Regions from separate parts of the Homo sapiens genome. Here region 1 is linked to region 2. A link is a loop called in an ENCODE intact Hi-C map of the cell type or tissue named here. Cell type or tissue: K562. All regions are shown on one strand. Each heading gives the region's core, and the rest is flanking DNA. Links, peaks and the distances in the headings are about the cores only. Region 1 overlaps MON2 (MON2 regulator of endosome-to-Golgi trafficking). Region 2 has its middle 28 kb from the start of MON2.

Region 1 (10,313 bases), core at 3,576-8,575, 140 kb after region 2:
TGAATGTAATGTATTCATACAGTGGAACATTATTCAGCCATAAAAAAGAATGAAGTGCTAATGCATGCTCAAACATGGATGAACATTTACAACATAATGCTAAGCGGAAGAAACTAGACACAAAAGGCTATATATTGTATGATCTTGTTTATGGGATATATCCAGAGTAACAAATCCATAGAGACAAAGTAGATTTATGGTTCCCAGGAGTTGAGGGGAAGGGAGATGAGGGAGAGTGACTGCTAATGGGTACAGATCTTTTTGGGGGGGTGATCAAAATGTTCTGGAATTAGAAATGGTGATGGTTGTACAACTTTATGAATATACTAAGGAACACTAAATTGTATATTTTAAAAGGGTGAATTTTATAATATATAGATTATATTGCAACAAAAATTTTAATATGTCATACAGAGAGAACTGACAAAATACAAATAACACTTTATAAGTTTGAAGGCTCTTTTTTATTTTAAATAAAGATTCATGAAAATAAATTTTTAAAGATTACTGTAGTTTTCAAATTTAAGGAATTTAAGATCTTACATGGCTTATTTGTAACCTGCAGTATTGACCATTGCCCCTTATAATTTATAGGTAAATTCTGTTAATCAGCATTTTTAAAAGCTCAATCGATGTTTTTGATATGTTTGCTAGTTATAAATTAAATAACTATTAGTTATCCAGTTTTTAGTTTTGTATGCTACTCTCTTCCCTCATCATATGATATTTTAAAAATCTAGTTCAGTGTTTCTGATATATGATCCAAATAATATTAATATTATTAATGTGTTGAAATAAACACACTAATACACCTTAGCACACAGTATACACACTAAAAGTATTAATATTGTTAGTGTGTATATTTCTATAAACACTAATAATATAGAAATATACACACTAATAATATTAATATTATTTTATTATTTTTGCCTCTTCATTTTTTGTTGATCATCAACTCATCCTTAGTTACCTCCACCATCATCACAAATCTTTTAATATTACTAAACCCTTACCTTCCTTGGTTATAAATTAAAATTAAACACAACTTTTGTCTCTAGAGATGCAGATATAGTCTGTGAAGCTGCTTTGATGGCAGTGATTGTGAAATTCCTCTGATTGGTTCAGGTTTGGGTAAATTTCTTTCAGTTTTTTTACTCTAGTTCCTACTACCAATTTATAGTTAGCTTAGGACTTGGACACCAGAATCTAAGTTCTATGAGAAATGGACTGAGTCTGTCCTGTTCACAGCTAGATCTTGAACACCCAAGAATATAATACCTGATGCAAAGTAGTTGGTACTCAGTAGATATTTGTTGAATGAAAAATGTCCAAATCAAAGAAACCACAGTCTGATGCCCATATATTCCTATATACAAAATTGTACATTATACTTAATATACAGAAGTGTATATTAAACCTAAATGTTCTAATACTATTTTTACATCTACAACATAAAAAAGAATAATGTAGGCTCAAATATCAGATAAATCTAGGTTGAGATTGTGGCCTCATCATTTACTTAAAGTGTGTTCTTGGGCATATTAGTAGGCATTCTAAGTTTCAGTTCCCTCTTCTCTTGATTATATAATAATTACTACATGGAATTGCTATGGGAGATTAATACAAATAAAGCTCATAGTACTGTGGCTGTCTAACTTTTTAGCTGTCATTATTCTAACAGTTATTACTATCCTATTCTCAACTGTTTTTAAATAGTATCTTGCTGTTTTTTAACTTTATGTCCATTTTACTGTTCACTCTTATGAGCCACAGAGTCTGGAATCCACCTTGGTTCTCTCAGAACTATTGATTTTCTTTGTTCTTGTTGGAACAATTTTCTGCTTTAGAAAATCTGCATCAGTCTTCTTCTTTACAGATTTTCCCTCTTTATTGTAAAGATCTTTAATCCATTGTATTTATTACAAATTAATGATTAATGGACTGTCTCTGAGTGAATAATTCAGCAGCTGAACTAAGGCTGTCTTAAATAACCACCAATATAAGTGAATTCAGGTAACACCACAATGGTAACTTTTGCTCTGCTGCAGATGATAGCTCTTTACCTTTCGTTGTTTTTTCATTCATAATATTGAAATAAGTTTAGTTCTACAGATTTTATTTAGTTCAAGATTGGACCTAGTGTTTTTGTAGTTAGAGTATCATGTTTGTAATTAGCTTAGTCATTTAAACTAATGACTTTAATTTACAACATTACTCTTTTAAATAAATAATAATGCCCCAACCTGGGTTGGAAGACATAATTTTTTGACATTTGAATACTGTTTTTCTATTTTGTTTGTATTTGCAGGGAATATTTTATCTTTAAAAATCAAGTGTTTTTTTTTTTTAGCATACCTCCAGATAATCTCTCTATTCAAGAGTTTCAAAGAAATGAAAATATTGATGTCGAGGTAAGGAGGCTATTTAAAATGTTTTCCTGTGACCATTTTTGAAACCAAATAGTAAAAATGTTTGAACTATACAGTTGCTGAAAGAATAAAGTAATAGGTTAAGATTAAAACTGAAAGCATTAAAACTCTTACAGGTTAAACGTTGATGTTTAAAGGACTGGCATTTTAAAAGTGACTTCCTTAGATTTGTTACAGTCTTGTGCTTTGTGCGTGTTGTCCCAATACTTAGTTGTGTTCATTTAATAAGTTTAAAAAGAGTTTATTCGATGAAATAAATCCATCAGTCAGGAGGCATATATTTGAGAGCTTACTCTGCAGTTTGACATACCAGATGTTTCTGGTTCAAATTAATCAGAAAGTTGCTTGAATTTTTCAGTTTTTAATCAGCTGTATATACAGCCTATGGAATTCTTAAAGCAAATAGTGTTTTTTAAAGAATATATTTTGAGGCTGGGAACTGTGACTCGTACTTGTAATCCTAGTGCTTTGAGAGGCTGAGGCAGGAGGATTGCTTGAGACCAGGAGTTTGAGACCAGCCTAGGCAACATAGCAAGACACCATCTCTACAAAAAAAAAAAAGTTTTTTAAGTTAATTGGGCATGGTGGTTCACACCTGTAGTCCTAGTTTCTCGGGAGACTGAAGTGAGAGGATCACTTGAGCTCAGGAGTTGGAGGCTGCAGTGAGCTACAGCTGTACCACTGTGCTTCAGCCTGGGCAACAGAGCAAGACCCTGTCTCTGAAAAAAAAAAGTAAAAAAAATAAGTAAAAAAGTAAGAAATATGTTTTGAGGATTATAAATGGAATTTAAATAAGCAGTTCTTGTGGTTGTGGATTTTTTTGTTGATGGTAGGGTTTTGGTGGTTTTTTTCCTTTAAGTGGGATAGAGGAACTTTTAAGTAAATAAAATCAATTACATTACTTTAAAATATACATTTGGCCGGGCGCGGTGGCTCACACCTGTAATCTCAGCACTTTGGGAGGTGGAGGCAGGCAGACCATGAGGTCAGGAGATTGAGACCATCCTGGTTAACATGGTGAAACCCCGTCTCTACTAAAAAAAAAAAAAAAAATTAGCTGGGCGTGGTGGTGGGCCCCTGTAGTCCCAGCTACTTGGGAGGCTGAGGCAGGGGAATGGCGTGAGCCTGGGAGGCGGAGCTTGCAGTGAGCCGAGATCACGCCACTGCACTGCAGCCTGGGTGACAGAGCAAGACTCCATTTCAAAATAAATAAATAAATAAAATATACATTTAAAATGCATAGGCATTATCATATGGAAACAAAATATTGCCTTTCGTGCCATTACTGTATTAAAGCTCTTGTGGACTTTAAAGGGCAAAATAACATACTACATGTTAGAGATAAACTATTTGACAAAAATGAATATAACTTTAATTTCTCTTACAGCTGATAGTTTTTGGTTATAAAAAGTGATTTAAATGTTATTCTTAATCCTATTTTGAATATTTTAATTCTAACATGGGTAAATTTCATATGCTATTTTTCTCTAGAGCCCTATTTGCAGTTATCATGCTGAAGATCAACATTTGTCCAAATGGTTGGCATAGTAAACAGTTATGGTACTGACTATTTTGTATTAAAGTTACTAGGACAGATGAGAGAAACAGATTAGTAGTCATTCTGTATGTTAACATTAAAATGTTTGTGTACTTCTTTAAAGGAGAGTTCTTTAACTGATTTTCATTTAAAGTAAAATTTAAATTTTACTCTAGAAATTATTTTAGTCTCTTTCAAAGAAAACAATACATTTGCATTTGCCTCTTTTGTTTTAGGTAGTTCAACTTATCAGCAATGAGATACTACCTTATGCCAATTTTATTCCTAAGGAATTTGTTGGTCAAATAATGACAATGCTTAACAAGGGCTCAATACATTCTCAGTCATCTTCATTTACAGGTATGTTAATTTTTTTAAGTATTAAAAAGTATTGAAGTACTTTTGAAGAAACTGTCAGTAGAAATGTTTAATCCTATGATTTTGGTAATGTAAACTGGAGAATGGTAAGGTGATTTTTAGGATTGTAATATAGAACTAAGCTTTATGAGGAGAAATGTTATGACATGACTATTCTGTGGAATAGAATGTTTTTATTCCATGTTTCTATTCTGTGAAATACTGTGTTTCTGATCATATATCAGAAACACTGAACTAAATTTTTTAAATATCATAACTGCAAACTGTGAAGAATTAAATTGCAAAGCACTTTATGGAATCCATGGATGTCACTGCAGGCTGACAGAAGTTACCAGTTTTGTGAAGTCATAGATTGGAAAGGAATATAAAAATATGAATGTATATTCTGCCACTTAGCAGTCAATTAACTTTTGAGTCTCAGTTTTGTAATCTTTAAAATGGAGATATTAATACCATCTTCTCAGGACTATAAATTACAGAGTTCATTTAAAAAAATAAGATGCCTCAACATTTTTTAAGGGAATTAACATTTACTCAGTGCCAACTATGTACAAGATACTATGCTAGAATGTTATATTATTTCTCACAACATTTCTGTGAGGATAGGTAAGACCATATTACAGGAAAGAAAATTGATTTAGAAAGGTTGAAAAAATTGCTCACAATCTTAGGGCTAGAGGCCAAATTCATGCTTAAAAAGAACTACATGCTTCTTTTCATTATATCATGCTGCCTTAATTGGGAACTGATATATAAATTACTGTTTGTTATTAATTCTCTTTTTGTAAACCTGAGCTCAAGTCTTAAACTGTGGCATCAGCCAGGTGCAGTGATTCATGCCCATAATCCTAGTGTTCTGGGATCGCTAGGTGGGATCCCAAGGTGGGAGGATCGCTTGAGGCCAGTAGTTTGAGACCAGCCTGGGCAGCACAGTGAGACTGCCTCTGTCTCTACAAAAGATTTTAAAATTAGCTGGGCATGGTGACACATGCCTGTAGTCCTAGATACTCGGGTGGCTGAAGTGGGATGGCTTGAGCCCAGGAGGCCGAGGTGACGGAGTTATGATTGTACCACTGCATTTTAGAGTGCACTCTGGGCAACAGAGCAAGACTCTTGTCTCATATATATGTATATATGATTTAAAAACTACATTTTGGGAGGCCGAGACGGGCAGATCACTTAAGGTCAGGAGTTCAAGACCAGCCTGGCCAACACGGTGAAACCCTGTCTCCACTAAAAATAATTAGCCAGGTGTGATGGCATTTGTCTGTTATCCCAGCTACACAGGAGGCTGAGGCAGGAAAATTGCTTGATTCGGGAAGCGGAGGTTGCAGTGAGCCAGGATCACACTACTGCACTCCAGCCTGGGCGACAGAGCGAGACTGTCTCAAAAACAAAAAAGAAAAAAGAAACTGTAAATTTGTGCCATGCAGATCCTTAATCCTCAGAATTTACTAGAGCCTTAACTAGCTTCTCCTATTTTGTGCTGAGCATTTTAAAGAGCATTTATGTGTACAGTTTGACCACTAGATGTCTCTCATACTGCTCACTTCACATACTAGTTCTTTTTTCTAGCCCAAACAGTTTTTAAAACTGGCCTGGTAAAGTGTGGGTTTAGCAAACATGAGAATCTCGGGGAAAATTTTAAACCCCGCTTATCTTAATGTAGCCAACTTTTTATTATTAAGAGTATGTGAAAATATTTAACTTTTAATAAAATACACATTAAGAACAATATTCACAATTAGGTATAAATGTCCAAAGTTAAATAAGGGCTATTGAGTTACCAAGTATACTTTTACTGGCAGTTTTCTGATAATATATCTTGCTATGTATAGTATTAAATTTACCAAGACAAGAAAGGTGCATGGACATTCTTTCAGTGACTTTGCCATATGACACATGTCTTCTCAGCACTAACTTGGAGTTTTCCAACACCTGGGAAGCTTCACGTGAGAGTCCTTCACCACCACAACAATGCTCCTGCTCATTCCTCTCATCAGACAAGGGCAATTTTGTAAGAGTTTCAGTGGGAAATCATTAGGCATCCACTTTACAGTTGTAATTTGGCTCTTTTTGTTTTCTTTTTGTTTCGGATCTTAAAATACCATTGAAGGACAGCCTTTTTCTTCAGTCAATAATGTAAAAAAGACAGCATTGACATGGTTAAATTCCCAGGACCTCAGTTTTTTACAGATAAACTAAATGGCTGGTATCATCGCTTACAAAAGTGTCTTGAACTTGATTGAGCTTATGTTGAAAAATAAAGTTTGTAGTTTTCATTAAAAAAAAAAAACTTAGAGTTTTCCTTAAACATATACATACAAAACTTTTATTTGCTAAACAAGGCCAACCTGTAAACACAGAGGTTCCAGTGATGATTGGCCTTTTGCTTTTAAGTATGATCTGATAGTCAGAGCTCACAGACATTTGAGGAAATTCTCTAACACCAAAGAGAAAGACCAAAACAAATGAAGAGAGAGTAAAAGAAATTGGAAGGAAACAGATAAAATGCAGAGTCACTGAAAACATAAAACCAGTTAGGATGATCAAAGAGATAAAAGAACAATTTAAAAAATGCTACATAAAAGGAGCAGTAGAAAAAGAAAGAAGGCTGGGCACGGTGGCTCAGGCCTGTATTCCCAGCATTTGGGAGGCCGAGGCAGGAGGATCACTTGAGCCCAGGAGTTTGAGACAAGCCTGGGCAACATGGCAAAACCCCATCTCTACAAAAAATACAAATGTTAGCTGGGTGAGGTAGTTTATGACTGTAGTCCCAGTTACTTGGGAGGCTGAGGTGGGAGGATCACCTGAGCCCAGGAGAACAAGGCTGCAATGAGCTGTGATCACACCACTGCACTCCAGCCTAGGTGACAGACTAGAGACTCTGTCTCAAAAACAAAAAAAACAAGACGAGAAAGAACTCATAGAAACTAAAGATGTAGAGTTCAGTGAAAGGTAGAAAGGAGAAGTAAAATGAATCCAGGGAGCCTAACATCTGACAAAGAAAGAACAAAGAAAATCTAGGAGAAGGAATTATCAAAGAAATAAACTGAAGAACTGAAGAACAAAACTTCCAGATTAAAAATAGTCAGTATCAAAAACAGTGAAAGAAAAAAGACCCAAATCAGGCATGTCATTATGAAATATCAGAATACCTGGGATAAAGAGAAGACCCTAAAAGATTTCAGAAAGAAAGAAAAAAAGTTCAGTATAAAAGACATTGGAGGCCAGGCACAGTGGCTCATGCCTGTAATCCCAGCACTATGGGAGGCTGAGATGGGTGGATCACTTGAAGTCAAGAGTTCGAGACTGTCCTGGCCAACACAGTGAAACCCTGTCTCTACTAAAAAAAAAAAAAAAATACAAAAATTAGCCAGGTGTGGTGGTGCGTGCCTGTAATCCCAGCTACTCGGGAGTCTGAGGTGGGAGGATCATTTGAACCTGGGAGGTGGAGGTTGCAGTAAGCTGAGATCATGCCACTGCACTCCAGCCTGGGTGACAGAGTGAAGACCCTGTCTCAAAAAAAAAAAAAACAAAAAAAAAAAACAGACAGTGGAATTCTCAGACGCAGTATTGGATGCTAAAAGACATTGAAGCAGTGGTTTTAGAGTTGTAAATGGAAAGGACTTTTAACATGGAAGCTCCATGTTAAAACTCATACTGTTGGCCAAGTATGAGTGTAAAACAGTAATTCTCCAATTTCAGCATGCATCCTAATCAACCAGAGGACAAGCAATTGCTGAGTTGTACCCCCTGAATTTCTGATTCAGTAAGACTGGGAGGCATGTGAATTTACATTTCTAACAAGTTCTCTGGTAATGCTGATGCTGCAGGGTACATTTTTGAGTACCATAATATATGACATTTTCGGAGGTACATGCGCTCAAAAGTTTTACTTCTCATTGATTGTTTCTTAGGAAGCTACTTCAAAATATGCTCTGTAAAAGCAAAGTAGTAAACCAAGGAAAAATAAGGCATGAGGCTGGGTGCCATGGCTCACGCCTGTAATCTCAGCACTTTGGGAAGCCAAGGCTGGCGGATCACGAGGTCAGGAAATCGAGACCATCCTGGCTAACACAGTGAAACACTGTCTCTACTAAAAATACAAAAAATTAGCTGGGTGTGGTGGCACGTGCCTGTAGTCCCAGCTATTCAGGAGGCTGAGGCAGGAGAATTGCTTGAACCCAGGAGGCAGAGGTTGCGGTGAGCCAAGATTACACCACTGCACTCCTGCCTGGGCAACAAGATGAGACTCTGTCTCAACAAAAAAAAAAAAAAAAAAAAAAAGGAGATCTTGGAAGTGGGATCTAACTTGAGAGAATGGAAACAATTTCCAGAGTGATGGCAAAGACTAGTTTCAGGATATAACAGAACAGCGTGTCTAGAGAGCAACTGCCGGACTGGAGCAGAGGTCACGTTCCAGGAAAGAAGTTGCTAGGAGAGGGAAAAAGAGAGAAAAAGAGAATACTGCAAGTTTGACCACATGAAAAACTATTGTGAAGTATATTTTACAGTGCTGTTTTATGGTATAGAAAGACCAAATCAAGAAATATGTTGAATAGAAGTGATGAGGATCTTGCCTTGTTTTTGATCTTGTGAGGGGGAATTTGTTTCTCTCTACATGCACACACACACACACACACACACACACACACACACACACACACACAAAACAAAAAAAAACAAAAAAAAAACACATTTTCACTATATGTATGCTATTAGCTATAGGTTGTTCTAGGTGCCTTTCACCAGATTGAGGAATTTCTCTCTATTCCTAGTTTGCTAAGCATTGTTATCATTAAAGCTCATTGATTTAACTTCTATTAACCATCAAAATTTGTTAATTTTACAGAAGCAGAGATTGATATTCGTTTGAGAGAGGAATTTTCTAAAATGTGTTTTGAAACATTACTCCAGTTTTCCTTCAGTAATAAAGTCACAACACCTCAAGAAGGCTACATCTCACGAATGGCACTCTCAGTGCTTTTAAAGAGGTCCCAAGATGTACTACATCGCTATATAGAGGATGAAAGATTAAGTGGTAAATGCCCTCTTCCAAGGTATATATTTCATTTTATTAAAGAAATAAATGTATTGTTGTACTAATTGTTGATAACAAGGAAAACTCTGAAAAGCAAGTGTTTTTGTAAGTGATCTGAACTAAGCTGAAGTTGTTTATAATCTTATTTATCCCATATGGTGTAAATATTCACAGGTTTTCCTGCAGATATATTAACATGTTTTGTTATGGGGTGCTTTTTTAGATCCCTCATGGAGATTATGTAACATATGATACATAGGTACCAAATTACCTTTTTGAATTAAAAAAAAATAAACTGAATTCCAAAATATATCTTCTTCCAGAGATTTCTGGATAAGTACTTGTGGATCTCTATGAGCACATGATATTATTTCTCTAAAGTGAAAATCATAAATCATATTTTAGGAATATCCTAGTTTGTTTTACAGTCATTTGCAGGTTTCTCTCTGTGTCAGCTAGCCTGATCTTAGGTCTTCTTTTCATCCAATCTGCTTAGTTAAGCCCATGGACCTAAACTGATTTATTTCTCATCTGTTCAGCCTGTGTCAGTGGAAGGTGCACTAGGCTTTTCTGATCAGCCAAGGCTAATCAGAGTTGGAGTACAGACCAGAATTCAACAAAGGATACAGTCATAAATTAGGGTTAGGTTTGCAAATACTTTTATAATGTGGAAATTAGAGTTTAAGGCATAACTAATGAAGCAAACAGAAAATAACATGGGAAAACAAAGTTATCAAAGTCAGGAAAGACGAAAATCATTGTTCCCGTCTCATAAGGTAGGACTGGAGAGGCAAATCACCAGTGTTAAATCTTTGTGCACATTTTAATTTACTTATAATAAATTTCTGAAGTTGGAATTGACCTGTCAAAAGGCACAGACATTTTATAGCTTTTGATATGCATTAACCAAATTTCCCAACAGAGA
Region 2 (10,313 bases), core at 3,155-8,154:
CAAGACTCCGGGGCATGTGAAGAGGACATTTTGAGACTGAGGGTATATACTGGGTGATCAGTTCAATTAGTGATGCCATTAACTGAGGAAGAAATACCTCCTAGAGCTGATTCAGGCATCCTAATAGTATATATATTCAAAAAGGTACAAAATTATACACAGAGCATCACTAAATACGTGGGTCTGAAGGTATTTTATATATGAATAAATAACATCACTATATTCAACCAATATTTCCTCTTGTTAAAGATGACATGCCCATAGATTTATTTACATTTTATTTTCTTTTTTAAAAGGAAAGGCTGGGCATGGTGGCTCACACCTGTAATCCCAGCACCTTTGGAAGTGGAGGCAGGTGGATCATCTGAGGTCAGGAGTTCAACACCAGCCTGGCCAACATGGTGAAACCCCGTCTCTACCAAAAAAAATACAAAAATTAGCCAGGCGTGGTGGTGCGCCCCTGTAATCCCAGCTACTCAGGGGGCTAAGGTATGAGAATTGCTTGAACCCGGGAGGTGGAGGTTGCAGTGAGCCAAGATCACGCCACTGCATTCCAGCCTGGGCGGCAGAGTGAGACCCTGTCTAAACAAAACAAAACAAAACAAAACAAAGAAAACTTCTCAAAGCACTTGTAAATAGTATTTGAAGGCATCACACTAGTGCAGAAGCATCTTCTGTTTGGTCAGTTAGTGGTTATTATAATCCTTCATCTCAAGATATGTAACTCTCAAGTTTAAACATAAAGAATATTTGTGCTTTCTATGCCATGTCTCTCTCTCTCTCTCTCTCTCTCTCTCTTTCTCTCTCTCTCCCTTTTTATTTATTTATTTATTTTTTTGACACGGAATCTTGCCCTGTCACCCATGCTGGATTGCAGTGTCACGATCTTGGCTCACTGCAACCTCCGCCTCCTGGGTTCAAGGGATTATCCTGCCTCAGCCTTCCAAGTAGCTGGGATTACAGGTGTGCGCCACCATGCCCAGCTGATTTTTGTGTTTTTTAGTAGACACGGGGTTTCACCATGTTGGCCAGGCTGGTCTCGAACTCCTGACCTCAAGTGATCCGCCCACCTCAGCCTCCCAAAGTGCTCGAATTACAAGCGTAAGCCACCGCTCCCGGCCGCCTGTCTCTTTTTAACAACTTAATTTTCTCCCAGTAATTTGAGGTGTGGGGAACTTTTATATTAAGGCAAAACTAAAGAAAGGAATAGATCTGTGTTTTCAAATTGAGGCGAACGTCACAGTAGAGTCACAGGATGAACACAGTACATCTTCTTGGAGTATCAGTTTTGCTCAGTGGTAACTATTTTAAAACCGTTTTATAGCAAAACAAACAGATCTCATAGAAAATACAATTCAAGACTTAATGAATTATTTTTAAGCTATAATAGAAAACTACTTCCCCAAGACCGTTTTGGGTCCTACAACCCACCCCACGCATGCTTTACCCTCCTCTGCCATTAGTTTCCCTTTAGTGCTCAAGTGTGAGTAGCACTGGATTGATGACGACGTTAGTTCTCCATTCTAGTGAGGTCGTCTCTGATATAATTAATATTTTTATCTAAGGCCGTTTTCCCTCTCTTTTTTTTTCGGGGTTTTACTATTACCCAAAGAGTGTCCACAGCGCCTGCCCAGAATCCCAGAACAAGGAGGTGAGCTGCAGAGTGACAATACAGGAAGGGCAGCTTCGCAGCTGTGTCTGAGTGGGGAAGCAGGTTCGCCGTGTCCTGGAGAACTTGCTCAGCTCCACAGCCTCCTCCATCCTCCCCTGATGTCTCAGGACTGGACTGAGACCAGACGCCCCTCTGGGCAAGTTTACCCAAGAAAATGGGCTTACACATGGTGAAGCTTGGAACCTAGCAGTTCCTACTCTGCTGTTTTCCAGGAATTAGCATTCCCTTATTAAAACTGTCCTCTGGATCGTCCAGTTCAAGATGTCTGACTACAGACGTCAGACACCCCCCGCCTCCTAGAAAGAAGAAGCAAACCTGTGAATAGATCATCACACCTGGAATAGAACATCTAGGAGACAGTCCAACAGAGGAATACCTAAGGTTCAGGAAAAGAAAGTGAGCAGTCAGCTCTGCTGAAATGGGCTAGGAGCCCCGAGGGCCTCGGTATTGCGGCGAGAGGGTAAGTGAGAGGGCTCGACGTCTGCATCCCTAAGCGAACTGCTGCGATCCTAAGCGCGGGGAGCTCCCCCACCCAGAGGTACCCAGGCGGTGCTTGGGCGGTAGTTTGGAGACCCTGAGAGGGCAATGCACCAGACAGGAAACTCGCCCTGGGTCTCTCACCACACCCCACCTGAGCTGCGGCAGGTGCCATTGCAGGAGTGCAGCCACCACGGGACTGCACCCTGCCCTGGGAACCACAGCCCCCGTATCTCCACATCCCAGGATCTCCTGCTGACATTCCCCAGTGTCCACTGGACAGCTGCAATGGTACAGCGCTGGCTGGACCCAAAAGGTGCTGCAGGGGCTCCAGTACTCTAGCCCACAGGGAGTACGACTCCCTAAGGAAAGGACGAAAGGCTGCAGCTGCTGCAAAAGAAACCAGAGCAAGTTTTCCAGAGCCCGAAGCTTCCTTTCCTGGGGCTGTGAGAAGTCACTCTGCCCCCAGCGGCAGCACAAACTCTGCTCCGCTTTGTAAGAGAAGAGAGAAGTCCCCATCCAGAGGCCGAGCAGCATCTGCACCTTGTGCTAACGCTGTAGAGAGTGAGACCTCTTCCCCTCTGCACACCGCTGCAGGCACAGCCACTGCCGCTACCCCCAGAGGTAGGGCAGGCAGGTTGGAGGGCTGCCTGTCTGGGGCTGTGAGGGGTGACTACCCCATTGGAGTTGTGGCCTCCGTGCCCGGGCTTGCACATGAAGGGAGGGGTGGGGTCCCTCCCACACTCTGCACGGTGCTGTGGCACTGCTGTATCAGAGAGCAGGAGGGCCTGAGAGCTGCAGGTTTGGAGCTGTGGATGGCGACTCGGCACCGCAGCCACAGCCAACACCAGTGCACACCGATCAGGACCCAGAGGGTCTTCCTGCTACCGCCATTGCCCACACCACGCCCACTGTCTAGAAACCCAAGAGCGGGCTCGCCCGCCTAGCCTACCGTTGCCACTACCAGACTCTAAGCAAGCTACTGGAGGTCCAAGGGTCCACTGGCCTGGGTCTGGTCCAGCTAACATCAGCCAGCATTCGCCCAGGGCCCAGCTCAGGCATACTCAGCCCACTGCTGCCACCACTGGGGCCCAAAGACCGGCCCACTTGGCTTCCCTATCCTCAGCAAAACTTTGCATAGCCTCCACTAATAACCCAACCCTAAACCACTGAGGAAATCAAAAATACTACTGAAACTGTTAACAGCTGAAGAAATCATAGAGTCTACACTATCACAGGTATCCAGAAGCAAAGCCAAAGTGCCCCACCCAACCAACACCATTGATACTCCTCAGGAAAATGTCTTCCCTATAAAAGCAAATTCAAAAAACTGGAAGAAGTGATTATTACACTAGTTGAGAAGGTATCAACGTAAGAATAAGGGAAGCTTGAAAAAGCAAGGAAATGACACCTCCAAAGGAACACAATAAATAATTCCTCAGCAACAGACCCCAATCAAAAAGAAATTCATGAAATCCTGGAAAAAGAATTCAATACTATTATTATTATTTATTATTTGAGACTGAGTCTTGCTCTGTCACCCAGGCTGGGGTGCAGTGGCATGATCTCAGCTCACTGCAACCTCCACCTCCTGGATTCAAGGGATTCTCCTACCTCAGCCTCCTGAGTAGCTGGGATTACAAGCGTGCACCACCACACCCAGCTAATTTTTGTATCTTTGTAGAAATGAGGTTTCACCATGTTGGCCGGGCTGGTCTCGAACTCCTGACCTCAAGTGATCCGCCTGCCTCCGCCTCCCAAAGTGCTGAGATTACAGGTGTGAGCCACTGTACCCGGCCAAGAATTCAAAATTATGATACTAAAAAAGCTCAGTAAGTTACAAGAGAATTTCAAAAAAACAATACAAAGAAATCAGAAAAACAATTCAGGATATAAATGAGAAATTAACCAAAGAGATAGATATACAAAAAGAACCAAACAGAAATTCTGATACTGAAGAAGTCCTCAAATAAAATACAAAATATAGTTGAAAGCTTCAACAATAGACTAGACCAAGCAGCAGAGAGAATGTCAGACTTGAAGACAGGTCTTTTGAAATAACCCACTCTAACAATGTTCCAGAAGGCAAGTGACTTATGTGGAAAGATTGGTACAATTCTTCCGCAACTATTTTTCTCCCCTCTCTGTGCTCTCCCCTATCTCTGCTCTCCCCTCTTTGCATTTTTTGGAGAGGCAGCATGTGTCTGGTTAAAAGTGTGAATTGTGGAGCCAAACTCCCTAGGATTAAATCTCAGCCCCATCACTTATACTAGCAATTAAACATTGGGGAATTTCACTTAATCTTCCTGCTTTAGTCTCCGAATTTGTAAAATAAATATAATAATGTTCACTTTATAGGTTTATTATGAGGACTAAGAATATTTGTAAAGTGCTTAGGACAATGCCTGTTTATGCCTACTTAACTGAGTTCCTATTTCCTATGCCTGGCACATACTAAGGATGATATTAGTATTTCTTAAATAAATATCTCTCCCAAATAGAGGGGAGAAACAGTCCATGAAAGAATAGGTTCTCTTTCTTATCCTCGTCTCTCAATCTTTCTCTCCAGCTTTCTCTCCAACTTTGCCTCTGCTTCTTATTTGCTCAACATTTACTGAGCACCTTCTGTGTACTGGATACTATTTTAAACTGTTGATTACATTTGAATTATAAACACACTGCCCTTATCTTCTTACCATATAATGAAACAAATCAGCACTTGGGCAGGCTATGACAAGGCAACAAGATGGAGGAAGAGGAGGGAAAAGCAGAATGCAAGCTGTTCCCTCTCTCTCTCTTTTGAAGAAAATAAACTAAGAACTTTACCCGTCAAAGTAAGGGAAGAGCTGGCTATCTTTTATTAGAAAAGTTGAGAGGTTTCAAAGTGTTGTTCCTACAGTTAACTTAAAATCGTCTGGTTTTAGTTAATTCTAGCCAGCAGGGGGCAGGAGTGTCCAGCTGTGTGAACCCAGTTATTCTGATCTTTCCAAGACTTCACTAAAGAAAAAGTGCTTCCAACTTGATGTACGGGAGCTTCAAATTCTTAAGCTATACAATTGGTGCACAGAAAAATGATTATTGGTATTAACGTGTTAAAATTGGTAAATAGGAATACATTTCTACTGATTTTGATGGTCGATTTGACTGTCGTTTTCCCACAAACATTTGGTCTCTCTTCAAATCTCCAGGTAACAAAAATTTCTGCCTTTACATTCCTCAGATAATCTCAACTGAGGACAGGGATGTAGGGAAAACACAGATTCTCAAGACATCAGGCCTCCCCAACTGGGCAACCTTGGCTTGTTATTTAACCTCCCTGAGTTTTTGCTTAAAAAGTCTGTAAAGACTAGGCTGAAGTCCCACTTTGGACCATCCAGGGAACCGCATCCTTTAGGGAATGGGGCTATTATGAGGATGTGTCCAGGTTGACACTGAAGGGCTAAGTCACAGGTATCACCTTGCTCTCTGATCTTTTGGGTTTCTGCACTCACAGCTGCTACAATAGGGGCCCATGCAGTCCTAGAAGTCAAACCCAGCTCAGAATTTTGTTTAAAAGTTTTGCTTCTGGTATGTTTCCAGGAAATTTACATTGTATTTCTTTGTTTAATAATGGTTTTATAAAAGATACAATTTTCACTTTCTACACAACATATACCTTATCATCTAACATTTGCAGTGCTTTTTACAGTTCTTATTTGTGCTTTTTAAACTTTTCTTAAGGCAAACAGGCCTGTTTGCTTTAAGAGTACAGAGAAGAGCATTCTTCAATTTTCTGTTTTTATTTTTTAGTTTCTTCTTAAACCTGAGTATTTTTTTTAATGTTGAAAACAGTACAGGTTCAATATAAAGCATTTGAATGATCACGGTTAAAAGCAAAAATTGTCTAATATCCCACCAACCAGTGATAACCAGCATTAATATTTTGCTGTTTATCTTTCTGATCTGCTGTCTCTGTCTCTTTTTTAAATTTAACTTTTATTTTAAGTTCAGAGGTACATGTGTAGGTTTGTTATATAGGTAAACTTGTGTCATGGGAGTTTGTTGTACAGATTATTTCATCACCCAGGTATTAAGCCTTGTACTCATTATTTTTCCTGATCCTCTCCCTCCTCCCACACTTTGCCCTCAAATAAGTCCCAGTGTGTGTTCTTTCTCTCTATGTATCCATGTGTCTCATAATGAGAACATGTAGTATTTGGTTTCTGTTCTTGTGTTAGTTTGCTAAGGATAATGGCCTCCGGCTCCATCCATGATCCTGCACAGGACATAATCTCATGGGGTTTTTTTATGGCTGCATAATATTCCATGGTGTGTCTGTACCACATTTTCTTTATCCAGTCTACCACTGATGGGCATTTAGGTTGATGCCATGTCTTTGCTATTGTGAATAGTGCTGCAGTGAACATACATGTGCATGTATTTTTATAATAGAATGATTTATATACCTTGGGGTATATACCCAGTAATGGGATTGCTGAGTCAAATGGTAGTCCTGTTTTTAGGTCTTTGAGGAATCACTACAATGTCTTCCACAATGGCTGAACTAATTTACACTCCCCTTTCTCCCACAGTCTCAACAGCATCTGTTATTTTTTTACTTTTTTTTTTTTTTTTTTGAGATGGAGTCTTGCTCTGTCGCCCAGGCTGGAGTGCAGTGGTGCGATCTCGGCTCACTGCAACCTCCGCCTCCTGGGTTCAAGCGATTCTCCTGCCTCAGCCTCCTGAGTAGCTGGGATTACAGGTGCATGCCACCACATCTGGCTAATTTTTGTATTTTTAGTAGAGACGGGGGTTTCACCATGTTGGTCGGGCTGGTCTCGAACTCCTGACCTTGTGATCTGCCTGCCTTGGCCTCCCAAAGTGTTAGGAGTTGGGATTACAGGCGTGAGCCACTGTGCCAGGCCCTTTTTTTTTTTTTTTTTTTTTTTGAGACAGGGTCTCTCTCTGTTGCCCAAGCTGGAGTGCAGTGGCACGAACTCGGTTCACTGCAGCCTCAACCTCCTGGGTTCAAGCAATTCTCCCACATCAGCCTCCCGAGTAGCTGGGATTACAGGGTGTGCCACCACACCCGGCTAATTATTTTTTTGACTTTTTAATAGTAGCCATTCTGACTGGTGCGAGATGGTGTCTCATTGTAGTTTTGATTTGCATTTATCTAATTATCAGTGATGGTGACCTTTCTTTCATATGATTGTTGACTGCATGTATGTCTTCTTGCGAAAAGTGTCTGTTCATGTCCTTTGCCCACTTTTTAATGGGGTTGTTTGGTTTTTTCTTGTAAATTTGTTTAAGTTCCTTATAGATGCTGGCTATTAGGCCTTTGTCACGCACATAATTTGCAAAAAAATTTTTTTCAATTCCGCAGGTTGCCTGTTCACTATGTTGATAGTTTATTTTGCTGTGCAGAAGCTCTTTCATTTAATTAGATCTCATTTGACAATTTTTGCTGTTGTTATAATTGCTTTTGGCATCTTCATCATGAAATCTTTGCCTGTTCCTATGACCAGAATAGTATTGCCTAGGTTGTCTTCCATGGTTTTTATAGTTTGGGGTTTTACATTTCAGTTTTGATTCATCTTGAGTTAATTTTTGTATATGGTATAAAAAAAGGGTCTAGTTTCATTCTTCTGCATGTGGTTAGCCAGCTATTCCAGCACAACTTATTGAAGAGGGTGTCCTTTCTCCATTGCTTATTTTTGTCAACTTTGTTGAAAATCAGATGACTGTAGGTTTGCAGCTTTATTTCTAGTTCTCTATTCTGTTCCACTGGTCTATGTGTCTGTTTTTGTATCAATACCATGCTGTTTTGATTACTGTAGCCTTATAGTATAGTTTGACATTGGGTAATGTGATGCCTCTGGCTTTGTTGTTTTTGCTTAGGATTGCTTTGGCTATCCAGGCTCTTTTTAATTTCCACATGAAATTTAGGATAGTATTTTTAGTTGTGTGAAAAAAATGACATTGATAGTTTGATAGGAATAACTTGAATCCGTAGATTGCTTTGGGCAGTATGGCCGTTTTAATGATGTTCATTCTTCCAATTAATGAGCATGGAATGTTTTTCCATTTGTTTGTGTCATCTATTATTTCTTTTAGCAGTGTTTTGTAAGTCTCCTTATAGAGATCTTTCACCACCTTCGTTAGATGTGTTCCTAGGTATTTTATTGTTTGTTTTTGTGGTTATTGTAAATGGGATTGCATTCTTGGTTTGGCTCTCAGCTGGAATGTTATTGGGGTATAGAAATTCTACCTACTTTTGTACATTGATTTGGTATCCTTAAACTTTATTGAAGTTGCTTATCAGTTTCAAGAGCCTTTTAGCAGGGTCTCCAGGGTTTTCTGGGTATAGAATCATATTATTCATGAAGAGATATAGTTTGACTTGTTCTTTTCTTGTTTGGATGCCTTTTATTTCTTTTTCTTGCCTGATTGTTCTGGCTAGCACTTCCAGTACTATGTTGCATGGGAGTAGTAAGAGCGACCATTCTTGTCTTGTTCCAGTTCTCAAAAGGGAATGCTTTCAGTTTTTGCCTATTCAGTATGATGTTGGCTGTAGGTTTGTCATAGATAGCTCTTTATTATTTCAAAGTATGTTCCTTTGATGCCTAGTTTCTTGAGAGTTTTTATCAGATAGAAGTTATAGCTTTTATAGAAAGCATTTTCCGCATCTATTAAGATGATCATAAGGTTTTTGTTTTTAATTCTGTTATGTGATGAATCATATGTATTAATTTGTGTATGTTGAACCAACCATGCATTCCATGAATGAAACCTACTTGATCTAACTTTTTGATGTACTGATGAATTCAATTTGCTAGTATTTTGTTGAGGATTTTTCTGTCTGTGTTCATCAGCAATATTGGTCTGTAGTTTTCTTCATTTGTTTTATCCTTGTCTAGCTTTAGTATCAGTGTGATGCTGGCTTCATAGAATGAGTTAGGGAGGAGAACCTCCTCCTCAATTTTTTGGATTGGTTTCAGTAGAATTAGTACCAGCTCTCTTTTGTATATCTGGTAAAATTCAGCTGTAAATCTATCTGGTCCAGGGCTTTTGTTAATTGGTTGATTTTTAAATTACTACTTCAATTTCAGAACTCAGTATTGCCCTGTTTAGGTTTTCAATTTCTCCTTGGTTCAATCTTGAGAGATTGTGTGTTTCCAAGGATTTATTCATTTCTTCTGTATTTTCTAGTTTGTATGCATAGAGGTGTTCATAATAGTCTCAGAGGATCATTTGTGTTTCTGTGGAATTGGTTGTAATGTCATCTTTGTTGTTTCTGATTGTGTTTATTTGGATCTTCTCTTTTTTTTTCTTTTGATAATCTAGATAGTGGTCTATCAGTCCTGTTTATCCTTTCAAAGAACCAGCTTTTGGTTTTGTTGATGTTTTGTATGAATTTTGGGGTCTCAATTTCATTCAGTTCAGCTTCGATTGTAGTTATTTCTTTTCTTCTGCTAGCTTATGGTTAGTTTGTTCTTGCTTTTCTAGTTTCTTTAGGTGTGATATTAGATAGTTTGAGATATTTCTAATGTTTTGAGGTAGGCATTTAGACCTATAAACTTTCCTCTTAAGACTGCTTTTGCTGCACTCCAGAGATTTTGATATGTTGTGTTTCTGTTATCTTTTATTTCAAAGAATTTTTAAATTTTTGCCTTAATTTCATTATTAGCCAAAAAGTCACTCAAGAGCAAGTTATTTAATTTCCATGTAATTGTGTGGTTTTGAGAGATCTTATTGCTATTGATTTCTAGTTTTATTCCACTGTGGTCTAAGAGTATGGTTGGTATGATTTCAATTTTTTTGAATTTATTCAGACTTGCTTTATGGCTGAGCATGTGGTTGATCATGGAGTATGCTCTGTGTGCAGATGAGAAGAGTGTATATTCTGTGGTGGATGAGTGGGGTATTCTGCAGATGTCTATTAATTCCAATTCATCAAGTGTCGAATTTAAGTCCAGAATTTCTTTGTTAGCTTTCTACCTCAACGATCTGTCTAACACTGCCAGTGGGATACTGAAGTCCCTCGTTATTATTGTGTGGCTGTCTAAGTCTTTGCATAGGTGTAGAAGTAATTGCTTTATGAATCTGCGTGCTCCAATTTTGGGTGCATATATATTTAGGATAGTTGAGTCTTCTTGTTGAATTGAACCCTTTATCATTATAT

Evidence for each region. Peaks named below come from ENCODE experiments on the same cell type or tissue, not always from the same donor. Only the 100,000 strongest peaks of a DNase experiment are listed, where the experiment ranks them.
Region 1: it touches region 2 in a loop (4-fold over the local background); 30 of 110 quality-filtered maps call a loop at or near these places.

Annotation. Positions count from the first base shown.
Region 1 is chr12:62,576,095-62,586,407 of GRCh38, forward strand. MON2 (MON2 regulator of endosome-to-Golgi trafficking) reads left to right here. Exons shown (of 35, transcript NM_015026.3): 31 at 2,351-2,411; 32 at 4,203-4,326; 33 at 9,200-9,407. Among named protein-coding and RNA genes, the nearest start is that of MIRLET7IHG, 21 kb to the right of the region's middle. In K562, for the core only: a CTCF peak has its summit at 5,879 (motif pointing right); a DNase peak (open chromatin) is centred at 5,877.
Region 2 is chr12:62,433,229-62,443,541 of GRCh38, forward strand. No RefSeq gene overlaps it. Among named protein-coding and RNA genes, the nearest start is that of MON2, 28 kb to the right of the region's middle. RefSeq lists an enhancer at 1,881-2,690. In K562, for the core only: a CTCF peak has its summit at 5,099 (motif pointing right); a DNase peak (open chromatin) is centred at 5,113.